Linked DNA regions of Mus musculus: regions 2 and 3 are each linked to region 1. The links are chromatin loops, found by intact Hi-C in ENCODE. Cell type or tissue: left cerebral cortex. All regions are shown on one strand.

Region 1 (8,000 bases):
AGAACTATTCAAAGAATTAACCAAACGAGGAGTTGGTTCTTTGAGAAAATCAAGAAGATAGATAAACCCTTAGCTAGACTCACTAAAGGGCACAGGGACAAAATCCTAATTAACAAAATCAGAAATGAAAAGGGGGACATAACAACAGATCCTGAAGAAATCCAAAACACCATCAGATCCTTCTACAAAAGGTTATACTCAACAAAACTGGAAAACCTGGACGAAATGGACAAATTTCTGGACAGATACCAGGTACCAAAGTTGAATCAGGATCAAGTTGACCATCTAAACAGTCCCATACAACCTAAAGAAATAGAAGCAGTTATTAACAGTCTCCCAGCCAAAAAAAGCCCAGGACCAGACGGGTTTAGTGCAGAGTTCTATCAGACCTTCAAAGAAGATCTAATTCCAGTTCTGTACAAACTATTTCACAAGATAGAAGTAGAAGGTACTCTACCCAACTCATTTTATGAAGCCACTATTACTCTGATACCTAAACCACAGAGAGACCCAACAAAGATAGAGAACTTCAGACCAATTTCTCTTATGAATATCGATGCAAAAATCCTCAATCCAAGAACACATTAAAGCAATCATCCATCCTGACCAAGTAGGTTTTATTCCAGGGATGCAGGGATGGTTTAATATACGAAAATCCATCAATGTAATCCACTATATAAACAAACTCAAAGACAAAAACCACATGATCATCTCGTTAGATGCAGAAAAAGCATTTGACAAGATCCAACACCCATTCATGATAAAAGTGTTGGAAAGATCAGGAATTCAAGGCCCATAACTAAACATGATAAAAGCAATCTACAGCAAACCAGTAGCCAACATCAAAGTAAATGGTGAGAAGCTGGAAGCAATCCCACTAAAATCAGGGACTAGACAAGGCTGCCCACTTTCTCCCTACCTTTTCAACATAGTACTTGAAGTATTAGCCAGAGCAATTCGACAACAAAAGGAGATCAAGGGGATACAAATTGGAAAAGAGGAAGTCAAAATATCACTTTTTGCAGATGATATGATAGTATATATAAGTGACCCTAAAAATTCTACCAGAGAACTCCTAAACCTGATAAACAGCTTCGGTGAAGTAGCTGGATATAAAATAAACTCAAACAAGTCAATGGCCTTTCTCTATACAAAGAATAAACAGGCTGAGAAAGAAATTAGGGAAACAACACCCTTCTCAATAGTCACAAATGATATAAAATACTTTGGCGTGACTCTAACTAAGGAAGTGAAAGATCTGTATGATAAAAACTTCAAATCTCTGAAGAAAGAAATTAAAGAAGATCTCAGAAGATGGAAAGATCTCCCATTCTCATGGATTGGCAGGATCAACATTGTAAAAATGGCTATTTTGCCAAAAGCAATCTACAGATTCAATGCAATCCCCATCAAAATTCCAACTCAATTCTTCAACGAATTAGAAGGAGCAATTTGCAAATTCATCTGGAATAACAAAAAACCTAGGATAGCAAAAACTCTTCTCAAGGATAAAAGAACTTCTGGTGGAATCACCATGCCTGACCTAAAGCTTTACTACAGAGCAATTGTGATAAAAACTGCATGGTACTGGTATAGAGACAGACAAGTAGACCAATGGAATAGAATTGAAGACCCAGAAATGAACCCACACACCTATGGTCACTTGATCTTCGACAAGGGAGTTAAAACCATCCAGTGGAAGAAAGACAGCATTTTCAACAATTGGTGCTGGCACAACTGGTTGTTATCGTGTAGAAGAATGCGAATCGATCCATACTTATCTCCTTGTACTAAGGTCAAATCTAAGTGGATCAAGGAACTCCACATAAAACCAGAGACACTGAAACTTATAGAGGAGAAAGTGGGAAAAAGCCTTGAAGATATGGGCACAGGGGAAAAATTCCTGAACAGAACAGCAATGGCTTGTACTGTAAGATTGAGAATTGACAAATGGGACCTCATGAAACTGCAAAGTTTCTGCAAGGCAAAAGACACAGTCAATAAGACAAAGAGACCACAAACAGATTGGGAAAGGATCTTTACCTATCCTAAATCAGATAGGGGACTAATATCCAACATATATAAAGAACTCAAGAAGGTGGACTTCAGAAAATCGAACAACCCCATTAAAAAATGGGGCTCAGAACTGAACAAAGAATTCTCACCTGAGGAATACCGAATGGCAGAGAAGCACCTGAAAAAATGTTCAACATCCTTAATCATCAGGGAAATGCAAATCAAAACAACCCTGAGATTCCACCTCACACCAGTCAGAATGGCTAAGATCAAAAATTCAGGTGACAGCAGATGCTGGCGAGGATGTGCAGAAAGAGGAACACTCCTCCATTGTTGGTGGGAGTGCAGGCTTGTACAACCACTCTGGAAATCAGTCTGGCGGTTCCTCAGGAAATTGGACATAGTACTACCGGAGGATCCAGCAATACCTCTCCTGGGCATATATCCAGAAGATGTTCCAACTGGTAAGAAGGACACATGCTCCACTATGTTCATAGCAGCCTTATTTATAATAGCCAGAAACTGGAAAGAACCCAGATGCCCCTCAACAGAGGAATGGATACAGAAAATGTGGTACATTTACACAATGGAGTACTACTCAGCTATTAAAAAGAATGAATTTATGAAATTCCTAGGCAAATGGATGGACCTGGAGGGCATCATCCTGAGTGAGGTAACCCAATCACAAAAGAACTCACACAATATGTACTCACTGATAAGTGGATATTAGCCCAAAACCTAGGATTCCCAAGATATAAGGTAGAAGAAGGAAGGAGAAGGGAGGGAGGCAGGGGGAGAACCAGGATAGGGGGACAGACTGACGCAGAGACCCGAGCTGCGCGGGCCATGGCAGAGGCCAGGCAGGCCGGGATGGAAGCAAACAGGGAAGCTTGGAGAGAGACAGACAGACAGACCCAGGGGCGACGAGGCACACAGGGAAGCCGGGACGGGGCCTCGCGGTCGGAAGCGGACTCGGGCTTGGTCCCCGGGGAGAAGGAACGAGGGAGAAGGAGGGAGAAGGAAGGAGAAGGAAGGAGAAGGAAGGAGAAGGGAGAACCGGGGGCTGCGGGACTCGTGGAAGCCGGGATGGGTCCCTCGATGGCGGACGCCGACGCCAGGCAGCCCCGGGTGGAAGGGAGGAGGAGGAGGAGGAGAGAGAGACTTAGAGTCAGACAGAGGGACAGAGAGAGAGACTTAGACACAGAGACAGAGAGACAGAGAGAGGCTCTGTCCCTGCACTCCTACAGGTACAACCTGGAGCAGCGGACGCGGACCTGAACCCCCGTCTGCCCGGGGACGCCGCCGCCACGGCCACACCGCTCGTCTGGAACCACGGCTGGCCTTCGGGTCCCAGATCCGTCCCCACGAGGCAGAGAACCGGGGGTGCACTTGCGCGTTTTTCGCCACCGGGTGGCCCCGGAGATCGGCGCTGGGCCCTAGACGCACTACAGCTCCCATGAGCGCCTGGGCCCGACTTCCTGTCCAAAATGGAGGCACTTCCTGTATCTCACAAAGTACAACCTCCCGGGGATTGACCGATGGAAAACGCGACCGCCTCGCGGGGTCGGATCCACCAGCCTGGCCGGCTTCCCCTCACCCTGGCCGGGATGAAGCAGGCACATCCGACCCCTTGGAGGAAGTTTTTTCCGGCGTGCTCTCTGTCGCCACCTGGTGGTGACAGAGAAGAATGCGGTCATCGTGACCGTTCGATTTTCCTTTTTTCAAATGACACTTGTTTTTGGTTTTTGATACTTTTTAAAAGAATCTACGTGCACATTCATTTTTCTTTTATTATCATTGATGGCTCACCACTCTTTGCATATGTGTGAACCCAGAATATGTCAACCTATATATACATTAAAGTGGTTTCAATTTTAAGATTGTAATCAATTTATAAAGGGTGGTTAAAGCTACTGTCACAACTTGACCACACTGTAGAAAGTCCAAATATAAGGTATTTTCTTAGTATAAGAAATGAAGTAAGACATTATAGTATATTCCCATTAATACTAGCACAAAGTAAGCAAATGCAAGAGGAGCATCATATGTTTGGGTTAGCCCGACTTACATAAGGAGCACCAGGCAAGTCTGAGATACAAAGTAAGACTGCATCAACAAACCAAAAACACTCTACTCTTAATTTTATGTTACTGGATATGTAAAATAAAACATAAACTTCTGACCAAATATACATACCATCCCCTCTTCCAAATTTCTATCATTTTCAACTTATACAGAGTGTCAGAGCGTCAGTATCTTAGGGTCTGTGTCTGTATGTCCTCTCTCTCTCTCTCTCTCTCTCTCTCTCTCCCTCTCTCTCTCTCTCTGTGTGTGTGTGTGTAAATGTATATGTGTGGTATATGTACTTGTTTGTGCACTTATATGTCAAGGTCAGAGGTCAACTTATGAGTCTGCGTGCATTGTTAACTACCTTTTTTATTTTTACACACCCTTTCATTGAGCCTAGAACTCATTGATTCAGCTAGACTGGACTAGAGCCAATGAGCTTCAAGCAACACTCTTATTTTCTGATCCATGTACCTCCTAGTGCAGGTGTTGCAGATATGCAATACCACACACAGCTTTTATGACAGTGTTGGAGATACCAACTCACAATTGCACAGCAAGCACTTTACCTACTGCATCAGGGACACAGTTCCCAGAGTTGTTCTTATAGGGTTATCCGAACTCTACAAACCAAGGGAGCATTGTTTACAGAGACTAGGATGTAAATAGGGCTCCTTTGATACTGTACCCTATGAACATTCACAGCAACTTAACCTTTCACTCTTTTATTAGACATTTAATAACAGTCTAGCATTTCGTGTTCTCTTAGCAAAGTGAATTTTTCTACAGACAGGATGTGAAATTTTCTTTGAAAAAAATCCATCACCAGGTAAGCAGAAAAATATTTGTTCACTCCATCTCCATCACACTGAAAAAGGAGGCAGGAGAGAGTGCTCGGAAAGGAAGCCACAGCAGCCTCTCCTCAGAATTATGGAGCCTGTGTAAAGTGACAATGCACACAAAGGAAGAAAGCATGTTGCCATTTAACTGCAGCATAATGAAGTCAGGTCATGCTGTACTACCCAGTAGTTAATATGAAGAAAGCTGCATGTGTTCAAGGGTAGCCATGTTGGCTCCATATAGTGAACATATTAGGCTATTTCTGACCACACTGGGCTTTAAGCAGTCTAGGAAATATGGTAACTTTCTGGAGTTAGTTTCCTCATCTGTCACATTAAGAGGGTGAGTAAATATTGTTCCCTCCCCTTTGTGTCACAGGAACATCTACAAGAGGGAGGAAAGCAGACAGAACGCCCTATGAAAGCATGTTAAATAACAACTGGAGAGTGGATGCTTGAATATGGATAAAGCCAGGAACAACTGTGACTATAACTCAAGCTGCTTGGGACTCCTTGATTTTGGCTGTGTGTGTGTGTGTGTGTGTGTGTGTGCATGCGAGCAATCCTCCTGTTTCAGGTTCCTGTGGGTTAGGATTACCAAACATATACCAGCACACTTAGCAAAATCTATGTTTACAATGACTTACAATTCAGTAAAATTGAACTGAAGCTGTTTCATGGAACAAAAATGGTGCTCAGCCCAATCTGCCAAGCTGAGTTTCTGTCTCGGCATCAATCAGCCTGTACTGCTATAACAAAATGCCACAGATGTGGTGGTTGAATTAAAGTGTAAGAGCAAGGAATCAGCAAGGCAAGTTTCTGTAAGGTTTATCTCCTAGGATGAAAGACAGATGGGCACTACTATGATCCTGCTGTGTCTTTAGATGGCCTCCTCTCTGTATAGATACTTTTTGGGTTCTTCCAATTTTTTAAGGACATTAGTCCTGCTGAGATAAGGATCTACCCAAATAACTCCATTTAACTTTATGGCTCATGCCATAAAGGTGCATGTCCTACCCTCAACCGCCATAACTTTAGGGTTGGGGCTTCACCATAGGAATTTAATGGGAACCAATTCAGTCTTTACCAGGATTCCAACTGTCTGTGTTGGGCAGCAATGATAAAGCAATTTTCTCTGAATGCTTCACTTTCCACATCACGTGAAATTCTAAAGCTTGTACAATGTGTAGACCTGAATTAAGTGAACTTAGTGTTTTCTCCATATATTGGTCCAATGTTCAAACAACCTGAAGGAAACAAATATTGTCAGTGTTCTTGAAATGAAATGCTAGCTTCTGTCAGGAAGCCATCCGAAGACTTTGGTCCTGGAAAGAGGGAGGAACATTACTGGGTAAAGATGTGTATTTCACCCTCATCTCCCAGTTCGTATCAGACCACCAAGTGAATGGGATACAGAGAATGTCCTCAGAGTTCAAAACTAGGGGCTTTCATCAAAGTGTCAAAGAGCAGGGCAGTGCGTTTCCCTTGGGAGCTTATTCAATGGCAAATAAGTCCTTGAGAGAGGAGCTCCCTGGGAAAAAGGCAGTCTCCACAGCACACTCCCCATTCTTGCTCTTAACCTGCCAGTCTAAGCACAGCTTTGATCCTCAACCCCACATTAGAGGATCATCTTGCAAATGAAAAGAAGCCTGACACATTTCAGTCCAGTCACACTTTGAATAATTTCATTGAGTTCTGAGCACCTCCAAGGTACACTGTAGGAGAAAGACACAGTGCTTTCACTTCCCCCTTGGTAACTTTGGCCCAGAGTAAACTTATCCCCTTTTCTTCCTCCATGGACTCTGCTAGATTAAAAGGGAAGTATGTGGTTTTGCTGTCCTTTGGCTATGCTTCTCCTGCCATGCATTGTTTTTTAAGCTATTTCACACACACACACACACACACACACACACACACACACACACGGGATTTGAGGTCTTGTGGATTATAGAAGGCCAGGCTGTGACTAATACTCTCCTTCCATTACAGAGCAACTCTGAGGGGAGCCACCTGGACCAAAGAAGGGGACCACATGAAGTAATCTTTCACACTTAGAATTTACAGTTCAGGAGAACCCAGCTTCACTTACAAATGTTCCATCCAAAACCTACTAACAACCCTAAAATTAGGATCTACTACTTAATAGTTCCATGCTGCGAATGAGACAATGAACCAAGGCTTAAAATCTCCTCTATTACCTGGATATTTTCACACTGATGTGTCTATTTAGTGCTATTTCAGAGGGAGTAAATTAGTTACAGAAACAAATACTTGAAACTATAATTTTCCACAGTTGTCAGCATGGTCTGACTTAAAATGTTTGCTTTCCGGAATATATAATTCTTGTAACAATGAGAAGATTCACAGACCCCTCCTGTAGTTAGGGTTGTATTTAAAATTAAGATTCTGACTAGGCGTGAGAAGTGGACTCAGCTTACAAATGAGGTTTCTCTCAAATGTGACACAATGGATAAGACACCAAGCAGTTATAAGAATGCTTGGAGGGGTGTTTGGAAGGGTTATCAAGCATGAGAGAGTAAAAAAGACACCAAAGACAATGGCAGGGACATGATGTTGGAATTTAATATGACAGATACCAATCCCACTTCCCTATCCACAGAATCGAAATTCCATCCAGAAAGTAATGTGTTATAATGTATAGCTAAAACAATTTTCCTTCCTGTATTTACAGACATCTAGGCGAATGGGGCATATAACAGATTTCCAGCCAATGGTTGTATGCTGCGCATCTCTGGGAAAGATATACACATTCATCTTCGTACTCGCCTCTCCCCCTCCTTCCCTCACAGAAAGTAGACATCGCACCTGGCATCTGGGCAACAATTTTACAACTATGAGGCAGTAAGCCAGAGGACAGAGAATAAGAAGAGGGAAAATGAAATACCAGAAGAATTTGGAACCCTGGCAATAGTGTAGAGACAGTCCTGGACTGGCCATGTCCCAGGTTTCTTAGGTGCACTGTCAGGATCTATTACATACAGTCAAGTGCACATACGTGATTCAACGATACCCAATGACAGTAAGATTGAAAAGGAGGAGGATGACTCAGTGAAAAGT
Region 2 (8,000 bases), 690 kb before region 1:
ACTGACCAACCCATTTGGATTGGTCAGTGGTCTAAGACAAAAGAAAAACTACAAGCATTAGAACAGATAGTCCAGGAGCAGCTGTAGGCTCAGCATATAGAGGAGTCCACCAGCTCTAGGAATTCTCCAGTATTTGTCATTAGAAAAAAAATCTGGCAAATAAAGTATGCTGACAGATCTCAGATCAATTAATAAGATTATTCAGCCAATGGGTTCCTTGCAGCCTGGAATCTCAATTCCTTCCCTGTTGCCTAAGGAATGGCCTATCATAGTGATTGATCTAAAAGACTGCTTTTTCACAATTCCTCTACATGAACACGATAAGGAAAGGTTTGCTTTCTCAGTACCTACCTTCAATAGAGGTCCCCAGTAAAAAGATATCATTGGAAAGTCCTGCCACAAACAATGTTAAATCGTCCTACCTTGTGTCAATATTTTGTACAACACCCAGTGGAGATGATTTGCAAACAATTTCCCTAACCCATTATTTATCATTTTATGGATGACATACTATTGGCAGATCCAAATATAAATATCCTGGAAAGAATGTTTGATAAAGTAGAAAATTTTCTGCCTTGCTGGGGATTGCAAATCACTCCTGAAACAATACAAAGAGGGGAATCTGTTAATTATCTAGGGGATAGAATAGGTCTGCAAAAGGTTAGGCCACAAAAAGTGGACATCAGAAGAAACCAATTAAGGATCCTTAATGATTTTCAGAAGATACTGGAAGATATTAACTGGCTGTGACGTGTGATTGGCTTGGCCACTCAAAAGCTAAGCAATTTATTTCAAACCTTACAACATGACAAAGATTTAAATATCCCCAGGAAATTATCAGCCAAGGCTGAGAAGGAGTTAGATTTGGTAGAAAGGAAATTGCAGGATACACATCTAGATTGTATTGATCCAAAGATGGCCTATATCTTAGTCATCTTACCTTCTACTCATTCCCCTTCAGGAATTCTCATGCAGAGGAAAGATTGTGTCTTAGAATGGGTATTTTTTAGCACATAAACAGAGTAAGAAACTAAAAACCTACATTGAGAAGGTCTCTGAATTGATACTAAAAGGAAAAATGAGACTTTGATAATTAGTAGTCAGGATGGATCCAGCTGAAATTGTGGTGCCTTTTACTAATGCAGAGATGGCCTCTTACGGGCCTGTGATGAACACTGACAAAGAGCATGCAGTGATTTCTTGGGAGAGACTAACAACAGATACTCTAAAAGCAAGGGACTCCAGTTCATAAAAAGAACTAATTGGATTCTCTCTCATATAATAAAGGGAACTCCAATATCTGAAGCCCCTACATTTTATACTAAAGCCAATACATCAGGTAGGGCATGATATAAATCGGAAGATGTACGTATGGTGGCTGATAATCCTTATAAATCAGTTCAATAATCTGCATTATATGAAATACTCATGGTGTAGTCAGATTTTTCAAGAGTCTCTTAATATAGTAACTGACTCTCAATATGCAGGAAGGGTTGTTTTATACATAGAGACTGCTGAACTTATTCAAGATGATTCTGAATTGACTTCACTATTTATTCAGCTATAACAAATGATAAGAAATAGGAGTTATCCTCAGGTAACAGCAGATGCTGTCAAGGATGTGGAGAAAGAGGAACACTCCTCCACTGCTGGTAGGATTGCAAGCTGGTACAACCACTCTGGAAATCAGTTTGGCGGTTCCTCAGAAAATTGGATATAGCACTATCAGAAGATCCAGCAATACCACTCCTTGGCATAAACCCAGAAGATGATCCAACTTGTAATAAGGAACCACTCAGGAAACCAATCTGACAGTTCCTGAGAAAATTGTTCCATCTGAAGACCCATCTGTACTACTACTGGGCATATACTCAAAAGACGCTCCAACATATAACAAGCACACATGCTCCAGTACGTTTATAGCAGCCTTATTATTATAGCCAGAAGCTGGAAAGAACCCAGATGCCCCTCAACAGAGGAATGGATACATTTACACAATGGAGTACTACTCAGCTATTAAAAACAATGACTTCGTGAAATTTGCAGGCAAATGGATGAAACTATAAATTATCCTGATTGAGGAAACCCAGACACAAGAGCGCACACATGGTATGTACTCACTAATAAGTGGATTTTAGTTAAAAATATCAGACCACCCACAATACAACATATAAACCATATGGAGCGTAAGAAGGAAGACTAAAGTGTAGTTGCTAAAATCCTACATAGAACCTGGAAGAAAACAATCACAGGAGGTAGAAGGAGGGAGGGATGTGGGAGGCAGGGAGGAGGGGGAGTGAAAAAATCAGGGGCAGGTATTGGAAGGGACAGGAGAGAAGTAGAGAGGGTTAGGAAATTGAATAGAAACATGTAGCAGTGGGGGATGTGAACTGGGGGTAGCCACTAGAAAAGTCCCAGACTCCAGGAAGTGAGAGGCTCCCAGGACCCAACAGTGATGACTTTAGCCAAAATACCCAACAAAGGGGAGATACAACCTACATAGACCACCTGCAGTAGATAGGCACAGCCCCAGTTGAGGGATGGGGGCACCCTCCATCTCAAAAGTTTTAACCCAGAAATGTTCCTATTCAATGATGGGCCCTATTTGGCCTTGAGGACAAACCTGAGCCTGGCTTGATTTTCGAGACCTGTCATTCGCTTCTACTCCAGAATGACCTATAGACCTGAATGAGACTGCTTCTGACTAGCTACCACGGATGTATAAATTCCTGATAAGCCCTGTGAGATCACCCCACACACCTCGTCATCTCACCCCATATTTCTATCCCCACCTCTTTGCCCTGTTTATATAAACAAATTGCTGCCACATGTGGTTCTTCTCCGGTGTCCAACTCTCACCATCCTGCTCAGCCCTGGAGAGACCTGACAGGTCTGGGCTTCTCTCCTCGAAGCTACCTGCCGGCAAAGAGCTGACAATACAATGGAAAGACAGGGACAAAAAAAAAAGTGGAGCACAGACTGAAGGAGAGACCACCCCACCTAGGGATCTATCTATCCCATCTTCAGACACCAACCCCCTAAACTATTGCTGATGCCACAAAGAGCTTGCTTTCAGCAGCTTGGTATGGCTGTTCTCTGTGAGGTTCTTCCAGCACCTGACCAATACAGATGCAGATACTCAGACAACCATTGGACTGAGCCTGGAGACCACAATGGAAGTACTAGGGGAAGGAATGAAGAAGCTGAAGGGAACTGCAACCCCATAGGAAGAAAAATATTAACTAACTGGGCCACCCAGAACTAAACCACCAACCAAAGAGTACACATGGAGAAATCCATAGCTCCAGATACATATATAACAGAGGAGGGTCTTATTTGACATCAGTGGGAGGGGTGGTCCTTGGTCCTGTGGAGGTTCGGTGCCCCAGCACAGGGGACAGCTAAAGCAGTGAGGCAGGTGAATGGCTAGAGGAGCACCCTCATAGAGGCAAGGGGAGGGAGGAGAGGAGGGATAGGATGGGGGTTTGTGGAGGGGTAACTGGGAAGGGGGATATCATCTGAAAGGTAAATGAATAAAATGATTTTTAAAAAGGGGGTGTAGCTGCACACCCTAAGTAAATTGAGCTGAGTAGAGGCCCAAGCTGTAACCCAAGAAAGTTGGGGGCTGCTTGGGCACAGGACTGAGACTAATTGGTTTGGGGGCCATTATTGCCAGAAATGCAGCCTCTGCAGCTGAGGATGAGCAGCTGAAACAGGGGAGGAGCTGACTTCGCAACGCATTTCTCACAGGCACAGGGGGCATCTCTGCCCATGCTTGAATTCCTGTGCTCTCGCCCCCTCATGCTCACTTATCTGTGTCCCCACATCTAAGTGGACAGCCAAACCCCATTCTCCCAGCCACCTGCACGGTGTCAACTGAATCCTGAAATCAAGTGCACATGCAGTGGGCTGCAGTCAGCATCCATGCCTTGAGTCAGCCACACACGGGCATGGGATAGGGTTTGGGCCAATTTTCCAATTGAGGAAAAGCCATAACAGGTCACACATAGGAAATGGAAAACAGCAGAGGCTCAGAAGCTGAGTTTTTTCTGCAATCAACCTCTAAGAGAATCAGATACCACTACAGTATCCTAAATCGAACACAAGAGGGAGACAAAGACACAGGAAACTTGGGATCAGGTAATAGGGGGTTGAAGTAGATAATTTCAGAGAGCAATGGAGATGAGCATAAAGATGACAAACATAATAAAGACTTTTTGGGTGCTTATGTAGTGCTCATTTAAAACGGCTCAGAATGGATGGAAAAGTCTAGAGAAAATCGTAAAGAGAATCTGTTATGAATATCACCTGTCAATAAAAAAGCTGATGGCCAATGAGCTGAGGCAGGAAATGTGAGGTGGGACACTGTCAGAAAGAGAGAGGATTCTAGGAAATAGGGAGAGAATAAAAGAGGATGCAGGGAGCCACGTGGGAGGAGATTCCAGGAAACGGATAGGGAGACGGACATAGCAGGTAGCTGAACTCAGGGAGCCACCGAGGAAAACGCAAGGATGCAGGCCAGGACTGAAGGAGAGATAACTAATCAAGTGACAGACACAGAATAGTTTGAGTAGGTTAAATAACTTACGAGCTAGTCAGGAAATGAGCCAAAGCCTATGGCCTAGGTATTTTTAATTATAAACAGTCTCAGAGTTGTCATGCCAGGAGCAGGGGCTGAGAAAGGAAAAACAGATTTAATAAATACATTTTTACAGGAAATCAACACCTTGCTAAATATAATTATTACATTGTTAAGTTTCACTCTTATCCTACTAATGTTTCAGTTTGCTACATCTTATCAAAAACCAAAGTCTTAGAAAAAGGATTAAAAATTTTTATAAGAGAGAGTGAAGGCAATGTTAGAACATTAAAGGAAAATTAGAGACATTTGTAAACAAAACTGAGGAGGATACTAAAATAGTAAAGATAGGGAAACAAACATTACAGGGAATTTTAGAGACATGTATAAGCAAAATTTAGGGGGAGATTAAGATAATAAAGATACAAGAAAATAAAAATAATAAAAACTGGAGACAAGTCTTGGAAGAAAATTTACAAAAAAAATATGAGTAAACTTGAAGTAGTTATAAGACAGAGTGAGAAAGTAAGGCCAGAACAAAACCCTAAAATGATTTCCCAGCCTTGAGAAGGAACTTGGAAGGAAATGAAGGAAATCCATATGGTTACCACACATTTGAATGGCAACCTATAGAGGCTCAGGATTTTAAAAGGTTTAAGACCCAACAAGCAGCTGAAAGAGTCAGATGCAGATATTTACACCCAACCAATGGACAGAAGCAGCTGACCCCTGTTGTTGAATTACAGAAGGCTGAAAGAAGCTGAGGAGAAGGGTGATCCTATAGAAGGACCAGCAGTCTCAATTAATCTGGACCCCCGAGATCTCTCATACACTGGACCACGAAACAGGCAGCTTACAGCAGCTGATAAGAGTTCACCACACACATACAGTAGAGGACTTCCGAGTCTGGGTTCATTCAGAGATGATGCACCTAACCCTCAAGAGACTGGAAGCCCCAGGGAGTTTAGAGGTCAGGAGGGGTGGGGATGGGGACATCCACATGGAGAAGGGGTGGAGAGGAGGTGTGGGATGTGGAACAGTAGGGTGGACGGGGGTGGGGGTGGGAATAAAATATGGAGTATAAAAAAATAAATTTTAAAAAAGGAAAAAAAACAAGCTTGAATGGGATCATTGGGCACAGGAGAGAGAGGGGGGGAGGGAGGGGGAGGGAGGGAGGGAGGACGGACAGACAGACAAGCAAGCAAGCAATAATGAGCTATGGCCTCAAATACATAGGACAAGGCTGAACAACAGAGAGGAACTGAATCATTTACAAAGATAACCCAGGGTTCAAACGAACCTTTTACAAAGACTGACCACAGCTCCAACTATTAGAGAATTTTTAATTGAATCTTTAGCTTTTGAAAATGCTAACAGTAAATGCAAAAAATTAATTAGACCATTAAGAACAAGATTTGTACCTCTTTATGATGGATTAAAACAACTGCAGACACAGAAATAAATGTTCACAATGTCCATTGCTGTGTCTGTGAAAGATCAAGTTATTCCCTAAAGAACTGTAACCAAATAGTTCCTAAAGATAAATTCTTCTATAACAGGAATAATTCTAGAAGAAAGTTTCCTGTGAAATATAGAAGATGTGGAAGAAACAGTCGTATTGCTCGTGAGTTTGGGTCATCCAAAGATGTAGTACACAATTCCTTAATGTCAGAAAACAAACTTTTCTGCTGGGCTTTGCTTAAGACCCAAAACAACAGGAGCATTCGTTTCCTGTACACCAAGAAGAGGTATTTCTGAAAAGCAATTTTAAAATTCAAGGCCTGAAATGTGAGGAGCGGGTGCAGCCACCGCCCCAAGATGGCACCCGGGACAGCTGCCAGGTCTTCTGACCTGTGCCTGACTTCCTCATTACCTCAGACTTAGCCACAGCCCAGCCGCCTGCACTACGCAGCTCGCCTGAGGTGTCATCACTTGCTGTGAACCTATGGAGTGCCATTATGTGACTGGGGTGATTGGGAGGAGTCAGTAGGGTATTTAAGGTGCGCCCCGGGGTTGCTCGAGGGATTCCCGTTTCTGCATTGCAATGCTAAGTGTTCCTGAATAAACCTGCTTGAAGAAGGACAACGTGGTGTTGTGTCTTTCCTGCTGGTCGGGGTGGATGCGACACTGAAAGAGTTGGGGTGTGTGTGTGTGTGTGTGTGTGTGTGTGTTAAGTTGCCTTGTCCAGTGGGAACCTTACTGTGGCCACCACGACCACCAGGTTAGGGAGATGAGTGCCCCTTTAAAATCTCATGGAATAAAACTCACCAAACACCAAGTCTCTGTTTTGGGAGACTTCAGATATCACGATGTATGAGTGCTGGTAATATTTATAGTTCTGACCCATGGACAGAAATAGCTTTCCTCACCCAAAGCCAAACACCCTAGGAAAAAAAACCAATTTTCTGCATGTTTTAGCTGCAATAGGCAACATATAGCCTAAAGATCAATGTGAGTCTGTTCCCACTGGCCGCTGGACTTTGCTGCTGGGAAGGAGAAACAAGGGTGTTCCTGTCTGTATCTACCTGCACTGCTGCCAGGTGCTGGGCTTGGTAAGCACTCAAACACTGCTCAGGGAGTGATAGAACACTAAGATGGGGAAGCAGAAGTTGGGGTTCCCAGATCCCCCAGACATTAGTCACTGCTAGTGTGGCACACAGAGGACCCTGGAATGAAGGATCAGGGGTCCACAGGCCACGATAAGGCTGGGACCATTGGTGGCCCGCAGGCTGAGGATGGCGACAAGCCTGAGACCAAGGAAACTGGAGCTCTGGCTTAGCTCATTTGCTAAGGTAGGGGCAGGTGTCTGGAACCGCAGAGAGGCCTTCTGTGGGAGAGTTAAGCTGCGGCTCTGTAGGTAAAGGCCTTCTCCATGTTCCCCATGACAGTTCTCAATAAAAGAGACGGTCCTTGGTTCCAAACTGTTTACTGGTTGTTCACTGTGGAAAATGGATGTGTACCAACTTTTCAGAGTGGACCAGAGGATTAAATACCTTTTGCATGGAGGAATTTTTGGGAAGGGGAGCTTATTGGCTAAGCCCTCAGGGTCTCTAGGTACCTCGTTAGCATGGAGAACTCTGTTCTGGGCCTACATGACCATAGGACACATTTCCTTATGTGGGAAGTGTGGCACATGTTCCAGGCTGGGAATCTGGCAGGGAGCAGGAAGCCTCCTGCCATCTTAAGTGTGTACCCGGGTTTCCAGGGATTCAGACCCGCTCTACCTAACCAAGCTTCCTGGCAAGGTCCATTGTCCCACAGATCAACGTCCTAAAAATCACCCTACTACAGATCTCACAGCATGTACCCAACTATTGTGAGAAAGAACCAATTTACCTACCCGTTGTCCAAATCAAAGAGCTGCCCCAATCACTGCCCCCAATATAAAGAACTATGTACTATTTCACCCCCAAAAGAAGTT
Region 3 (8,000 bases), 620 kb before region 1:
TTTCTCTAGACTACTGTGCGGGCTAGTTTTGTGTCAACTTGACCCAAGCTAAAGTCACCTAAGAGAAAGGAATCTCAAGGAAGACAATGTCTCCATAAGATTGGGCTGTAGGAAACCTTGCAGGGCATGTTCTAACTAGTGAGTGATGGGGGAGGGCCCAGTCCATGGCAGGTAGTGCCCTTCCTGGGCTAATGGCCTTCCTGGGCTAGTGCCCTTCCTGAGCTAGTGGCCTTCCTGGGCTAGTGGCCCTGGGTTCTACAGGAAAGCAGGCTGAGCAAGTCCTGAAACGAAAACCAGTAAACATCACTCCTCCATGGCCTCTGCATCAGCTCCTGCCCCCAGGTTTCTGTCCTGCTTAAGTTCTTGTCCTGAGTTCCTTCAATGGTGGAGTATGATGTGGAAGAGCCAAATAAACTTGTTGCTCCCAAGTTGCATTCATCCTAGGGTTTTATCACAGCAATAGTAACCCTCACTAAGATAATCTATTTCTATCTCACATACATGTATTTTGCATGGAAGCTTTATATCAACACTATCAAAAGAAATCAATACCACTTACAAAAAAAAAAATAGAAGCCATATAACAACAGATACAACAGAAGTAAGGTTATTTATTATGTCAAATCCTATCTTTAAAGAGGTAATCAAACTTTCTCATAGCTCAGATTCCCATCTATAATAAGGTAGCAATTACAACAGCAATAAGAAGCACAGCTCTCATGGGACTAGTATAAATATTAGAGGAGTCTAATGTATAAAGGTTTTAGACCTGTGCCTGATATATATATATATATATATGTATCTCCAGTGTTCAATACATGTTAGTCATCTCATAAACAATTAATCTGAAGTTAAGACACTGGTTTTGTTTTGTTTTAGGAAAGGAGTAATTCCCCTTTTGAATCTGGGAGGGGGCATGGTTGGGAGGTCTGGCAGGAATTAGAGGCACAGATGGGGGCAGAGATGATCAAAATATGCTGTACTCATGTATGAAATTTTCTGAGAAAAAATAAATTTAAAAATAAATGGCTTCTTAAAGAGCTGGACAATGGTGACATCAGTACACACGCTAACCTGGGGTGGGGGGAAATCTCATGGGGCCCAAACCTTAGACAAAGAACCACAGGCAACTAAGGAATGCCAAGACACAGAGAAATAGTCTTCCCCAGGGAAGAGCATACTGACTGGTTATACCAATTGGTCAGCCCTGAAACCTTATACATATAACAGTGTATAGACTGGATAGGTTATATTCATATATATAAGGAATATGTATGTATATTAAGAATATATACAGTGAATTCTCTTAAAGTACACGTTGTTCTGCAGTAAGCTACACATGTAACAGCGACTAGAGAACTAGAGACCATGAATTTGATAGACAGCAGTGGGGGTACATGGGAAGGGTTGGAGAAGCAGAGTAAATATGATATTATGTTATAATTAAAAAAAAAACAGATATAATGGAAAAATTAAATGAGGTTGCTGGAAAAAATACCTCAGCAGTTAAGCATGCTTGTGGCTCTTGCAGAGGATCTGGGGTAAATTCCCAACACCTGCGTGACAGCTCACAACTATCTGTGATTCCAGTTTCAGGGAATCCAATGCCCTCCTCTGGCTTCCAGGAGCGCTAAATGAACACCGTGCACAGACTTGCAGGCAAAACACTCATACACATAAAATAAAAGTAAAACGTACAAAACAAATGAATAACATGAACTACTGCCTCTGGCCCAAGCTGAGGCTCACTGAGATGGTGAACCATCCTAACAAAGACACTGAAAACTGACCTATGTCAGTAACTGGGCTGTAAGGAGAATACACACTTACCTAGGGAGACCAGGTTCTGGTGAATTCTCTTAAAGTACACGTTGTTCTGCAGTAAGCTAACTCCTCCTCCTCCAATCCAGCGCTTAAAGGTCACCAGCTCCTAAAACACCAGAGAATACCCCTAAGCGATTTAAAAAAACAAAACCCCCAAAACCGGGAAAGAGCTTAAGTTGAAACAATGTCTCTCACTTCAGGCAGCCACTGAATTGCCAGACTCACACCCTAGGGGTGGGTGTGGCCTACCCCCCACCCCTACCCCACCCCCTCAATCCCCACAGCTGACCAGGTCTTTATGTCTTCAGTCTCTCATAAAAGAGGGTAAAAAAGAGGGGTGGGAAGGCTGGAGAGATGACTCAGAAGTCAAGAGCACTGACTGCTTTTCCGGAGGTCCTGAGTTCAATTCCCAGCAACCACATGGTGGCTCATAACCATCTGCAATGGAATATGATGCACTCTTTTGGTGTGCCTGAAGACAGCGCACTCCCAAACAAAAAATAAAAATAGAAAAATTCCAGACTTTTCAAATCTTGTTCTGATTAAAATGGGATGTTGAACAAATCAGGGCAGGGAGACAAGAAGGGAAGCATTCAGTATGAGCGCAACTCGTAAAAGTGAAGACAGCCTTAGACAAGTGGGGGTGGGGCGCATTAACAGGGAAGATCTAGGAATCAGAAAAGATCCAAGAGCCATGACAAAAGACAGCTTAACTCACTTGCTGTCCAGAAGATGGCAGAACATCTTTGCATCCTGATTCTGCTGGCCACAGGTTTCCCTGTATCCTGAAAGCGCAGGGTCCTGAGCCTAGAGAAGAAATATAACCACCACACTGAGTCCTCTCTGGCCACAGCCTGTCGCCCGCGTATCACCCTGTCCTACTTTGAAGCCAGCAGTATCCCTGGGCTTCCCTTGGCAAAGCAAACGATCATGGAGACCACTTCTGTTCTCAGCAAAGTCGAGCTCCAGTCATTTCCCATTCTAAACCTCTCCGTGGGCTTCCCACAGGTTTCTAAGTAAAGCAGGAGTTCTCTGCATCAGTGCTTTCTTACCTGTCAATCAAGTTCACCAGGGAGGGGCCTGGAGAGATGGCTCAGCCCTTTAAGTGAGCTTAATGCTCTCACAGGAGGACCCGGGTTCTGCTCCCAGCACCCACATGGCAGCTTGAAATCATCTATAATTCCACTTCTAGGGGATCCAATATATTTTCTGACCTCTGCATACATGTGATACACTATATTTATTCAGATGTGTACACACACACACACACACACACACACACTAAAATTCAGGTAGCTTCAACTTCTAAATAGCAAATCAGAAGTTTACAGGAACCACATGAAGACCAAGCTACATACTTGTGAGGATTAAATGTTACTGACATACACTGCCGTAGGTCTTTGTTTTTGTTTGCTTTTTGTTTTTGAAAGGCAGCCTTTAAGGACCCCTTCCTACATTTTCAATCACTAATTTGTAAGATGACAGGATCACCTTACCCCAAAAGCCTGAACTTACAATCATCTTTTATGGAGGTCTTTTCCAGGTGATCTTTTCAGTAATTTCCTGTTTCTTTCTCAGACTCTATGCAATTTTTCCCCATTCCCTTCTAACTTCAGCTCAGCTCTGTGTATAGCTAAGCTAAACTTTTAACTTCTAGGACAATACCCTGAGTGTCCACATGAGGCACTGTAACACCATGTATAGAATAAAACCCGTGGCAGGTGGTCTAGCTTTTAAAAAGAGAGACTTGTGACTAAGGGAAAGGGGGTGAATTTGGGAAGAGTTGGGGACACGGGATAGTATGAGCAAAACTCATTGTATGAAATTCTCTGAGAACAAATAAAAAAATTGAAAAGAGGACAAGAGAGAATAATGCAAACCAGAAGTGTAGCCTCTGCAGGTCTAGAGCCTGATGGCCAGGTAAAAAATGTTGAAATGCTGTTTGGTGGCACCTGTAAACCCAGGACTCACAATGTGAAGCAGGAGGATTGCAGTGATTTCAAGGCCAGCTTCAGCCACATAACAAAATTCTTTAAAAAAAAAAAAATGGAATCTAGGAAAGCTGCAGTCCCTAAAGGGATAGGACCTCTACAGGAAGACCAATTAGTCAACTAACCTGGACTCTTGCGGAGCTTTGATTGGTGAATCATCAACCACCAACCAAAGAACACAGATGGGCTGGACCTAGGCCTCCCTGCACATATGGAGCAGATGTGCAGCTTGGTCTTCATATGGGTCCTGAACAACGAGAGCGGGGCTATCCCAAAAGCTGTTGCCTGTATGTCGGATATGTTCTTCTAGCTGGGCTGCCTTGTCTGGCTTCAGTGGGAGAGGAAGGGCCTAGCCTTGCAGAGACTTGAAGTGCTAGCAGTGGGGATACCTGGTGGGGGGAGGGGTGGCAGGGGGAACCTCACAGGCTCAGAGGTGAAGGGCAGGGGTTGGGGCAGTTAGGATGTGAATTGTGTAAGTAAGATTAATTAATTAAAAAAAATTCTGGAATCATAAGCACAGGCTATTTATTCAATCTTGTGTCAAAAAAACAAAGGCAGTAGTGCCTCTTGCAAAGCTGCTACTTAACAGAGTCAAATGAATTAATAACACAAACCACCTACAGGAATACATGGTTTGTATTAGTGCCCTCTTTCCCATCACTCTTTAATAGCTCTTTCAGAACTTTCTATAATATCCTGGGATCATATTGATCCTTCTTCTCTAAATTCTCCCAGACCCAACCCCTTTCTTTACCCACCTGTGTTTTGTTTTGTAAATCAATCAAGTCCAATGTGTACTGCCCATATTCTCTCAGGTGTGTGGCCATTTATTTAGCGGAGCATGGTCAACTTATCACCATCATGGAGAGAGAAGGTGGGCTCAATGAGCAGCTTAATTTTTTTGTTTTTTTTTTCTGTGTCAAAGGTGAGGCGTGCCTGAATCTAGCCACATGCTCTTTTCTGTCCATGCCCCAGCCCTCCTGCTAGAAATAGCTATGATCCCAGATTTTCCCTCCTCTGGGTATATATGTAATCTAATATATATTGTTCTCTTGGTATATACATAGTGTGTACTTAATATATTTTGTTTGTGGTTGGAATTATTTTTATTCAAAGGACTAGGGGCTTTGTTTCCTTAGTGTTGAAAGCCCCCTAGTTCTAACCTAGTAACCTGAATTCCTGAGACTGATACTGGAAAAGGATGAACTTGCAGTCCCCATATTTTAGATCCTCTTGCACTGGACATTTAGCCATTCATTAAAAGTTCACTTTTGGGGCTGAAGGGTTAGTGCTTAAGAGCACTGTCTGCTCATTCAGAGGTCCTGAGTTCAATCCCCAGGAACCACATGGTGGCTCATAGCTTTCTATAGTGTGATCTGATGCTCTCTTCTGGCATGTATGTGTACATGCAGAGCGGGCACTCATATACACAAAATCAATAAATCTAAAGAAAAAAGTTCATTCTTGCCCTAAAATAAAAAAGATAAGAAAAAAATCAGTATATTTATACTGAACATATCAAGTCTAGATTCTTTGGTAGTGTTGATTTTAAAAGAACACTGCCTTTTAAAAAGTTATGCACGTATGTGGGTATGCAGGTGCCCCACAAAGCCAGAGGCATCATTCTCCCAGGAACTGGAAGTACAGAAGGTTGTATGTTGCCTGGTATGGATGCTGGGAATTGAACTCAGGTCCTATGTAAGAGCAATACACATTTTTAACTGCTTAAAGGAGGAGGTATACATGAGGAGGGACAGTGAGAGGCAGGGTAGGGCTGAGATAGAGGAAGAGCTGGGTTGACGCTGTTCTGGGGAGTAATCCAAGATACAGCCCAAGATCTTGGGTTTCGGGAGGATGTGGACCAGAGGCAGCCTGGGGGGAGGGAAATGGAAAGCCCTGGGTGCACAAGACAATGATGGGACAAAAAGGCCATTTAGCCACGACTCTTCAAAGTCAGCCTCCAACCATAGGTTCTTTCTCACAAGCCTATCCAACTCTTCATGCACTATGCACTCATTTTTCCACAGCAAGCTCACCAAAGCCCCCACGGCATAATACATTACAGGACCTCATGCCACCTATTTTTGTCGCCTCCCTCAACCCCATGTGTCCCCTACTGCCCCAGCAGGTCCATAGTTCCCATTATGGAATCTCAATTTTCTCAGACACTCCAACACTCACCTGGCTCTCTGAAGGTTCTCGGCAGACTGAATTTCCAGAAATTTCCTGCTCCAAATTCCTGGGAGAGCGCATGCCCAGTCAGAGGTTCACGCATGCGCACTAGGGCAACTCCCACTCAGTGGGGGTGGGGAATAACAATTCACGGGAGTGGGTGGGGGCTGGTGGGGCCTCCCACGCAGTGAGAAGGGTCACGTGGTGGTGGTGGTGGTGGTGGTGGTGGTGGTGGTTGGGGGGAGGGGTTCGATGGGGGAACCTGGCAAGGATAGAGTTGGCGTCCCAGAGGCAGTATTGATGCAAGCAACTCTCTGTGACCTTCGAGTTCATGCCTCAACTTACTGAAGAGTTGCTACATAATTTCAAAATTTTGAAAATTAAAAGTTAACGGTGAAATTATTTTCCTATCATGGGTGACCAGATTTTCACACACACACACACACACACACACACACACACACACACACACACGCAATTACCCAGGTGACCATTTGAATGGCTTTGAAATGAACTTCCAGGATACCCCTCCCCTTACAGGAAATGGAGAGAAATTTTTCAGCCGAATTTGCTTTTAATTGATTTTTAAAATCTTCAACTTTGCAGGTCAGGCAACGGAACAATATCATTGTCTCTGGCTAGCTTTTACTGTCTGGTGTACCCTTTATATCATACGATCTACCAGGCTGCTTTTCAAGGGGAAAAAAAAAAAAAAAACGCTGTTGTTCGAATTGTCCACTGTTCACTTAGGCCTGTGTGAATGGGTGACTTTTAGATGCCAGAGAGAGGGCCAAAGATGGACCCTTGGACGATGCTAACCGGGCATTTTCTGAAACACGCTTCCTGTGAACCACTATGATGGTGGATCATGGCCTGGATCAAACAGTTCACTGGACTGGGAAATTGCTCTCTGGGAAAGGAGCTTGCAACCTGGCTTGATGATCCTGGACCCACATGGTGGAAGAAGAGAATTGACTCCCTCAAATTGTTCTGACTCCATATGTGTGCTGTTGCATAAGCATACTATAAATTAAGTAGTCTGTTTTTTAAAAGAATGAATGGCCATCTGCTTCTAATCACCCTCCTCTATGTTCGTTTTTTTTTTCTTCCTTTCCCTTTCCCCTCCTACTCCCTGCCGGTTTCTCCTCTTCCCTTATTATTGCTTTTAAGGCTTTTTGAACAAAATCTTTGTTTATTTTATATTCACTGGTGGTTTTGGCTGCGTGTATCTCTGTGTATGTGAGGGTGTCAGATCGCATGGACCTGGAGGTACAGACAGTTATGAGCTGCCATGTGGGTGCTGGGAATTAAACGTAGGTTTTCTGGAAGAGTAGCCCGTGCTCTTAACTGCTGAGCCATCTCTCCGCCTTATTAGTATTATTTTTAATAGGTTGCTATGGAGCCCAGACTGACTTCAAACTCATTCTGGCTTCTCTTTGCCACAATTTGTACAGTTTGGCTTGTCTTTCCTATGAGCTATGCTAGAGGGTGTGGATTCGAGATGTGTTCTTTCTGCTCTTTCTGCTTGTTTGCCTCATGAGTAAATTTTCTTTTTCAAAACTCATTGTTTTAAAGACAACATACAGTGTAATGGGGAAAACAGGCCTGTCTCAGTAACATATAGATATCAATATGTATATGTGTTCTCACAGATATACACACTCATATATTTATGTGCATGTATATTTATGAGCATGTATGTGATACATGTATATGCACATTGGACAAATTAATATAATTTATAATGTGCTACCTGGTATATATTTGTAGTCATGATTTAAGGTATAAATATTAAAAGTTTTGTTTGAGATATCCTTTATGTTTATAGAGAAATTATTACTATCAACAATTAAATAACAATAGAAATATGCTGCATATATGTTTACATTATTCTCATTAATTGCTTCTCTTTGTTATTACTGTTTTTTTACATTTCTTTCTTTATTCTATGCTAGTTTATATTTTGAGTGTGTACGCATGGTGGGTGTGGGGTGCTATGGTGCACTTGTAGCG

The links. A loop is a pair of places that touch in the nucleus more often than their neighbours do. Peaks named below come from ENCODE experiments on the same cell type or tissue, not always from the same donor. Only the 100,000 strongest peaks of a DNase experiment are listed, where the experiment ranks them.
Region 2: it touches region 1 in a loop (17-fold over the local background); 4 of 42 quality-filtered maps call a loop at or near these places.
Region 3: it touches region 1 in a loop (5-fold over the local background); 3 of 42 quality-filtered maps call a loop at or near these places.

Annotation. Positions count from the first base shown.
Region 1 is chr7:7,274,827-7,282,826 of GRCm38, forward strand. It overlaps Clcn4 (chloride channel, voltage-sensitive 4), which reads right to left. Exons shown (of 12, transcript NM_001357102.1): 12 at 7,483-8,000. It also overlaps a transcript of Vmn2r29 not described here. Among named protein-coding and RNA genes, the nearest start is that of Gm45631, 16 kb to the right of the region's middle. In left cerebral cortex, a CTCF peak has its summit at 3,658 (motif pointing left); a DNase peak (open chromatin) is centred at 3,488; H3K4me3 peaks cover 941 bases; H3K27ac peaks cover 643 bases.
Region 2 is chr7:6,582,451-6,590,450 of GRCm38, forward strand. No RefSeq gene overlaps it. Among named protein-coding and RNA genes, the nearest start is that of Olfr1350, 16 kb to the left of the region's middle. In left cerebral cortex, a CTCF peak has its summit at 4,109 (motif pointing right); a DNase peak (open chromatin) is centred at 4,098.
Region 3 is chr7:6,656,317-6,664,316 of GRCm38, forward strand. It overlaps Zim2 (zinc finger, imprinted 2), which reads right to left and starts at 6,052. Exons shown (of 5, transcript NR_131759.1): 1 at 5,997-6,052; 2 at 2,543-2,631; 3 at 1,831-1,930. In left cerebral cortex, a CTCF peak has its summit at 3,506; a DNase peak (open chromatin) is centred at 3,501.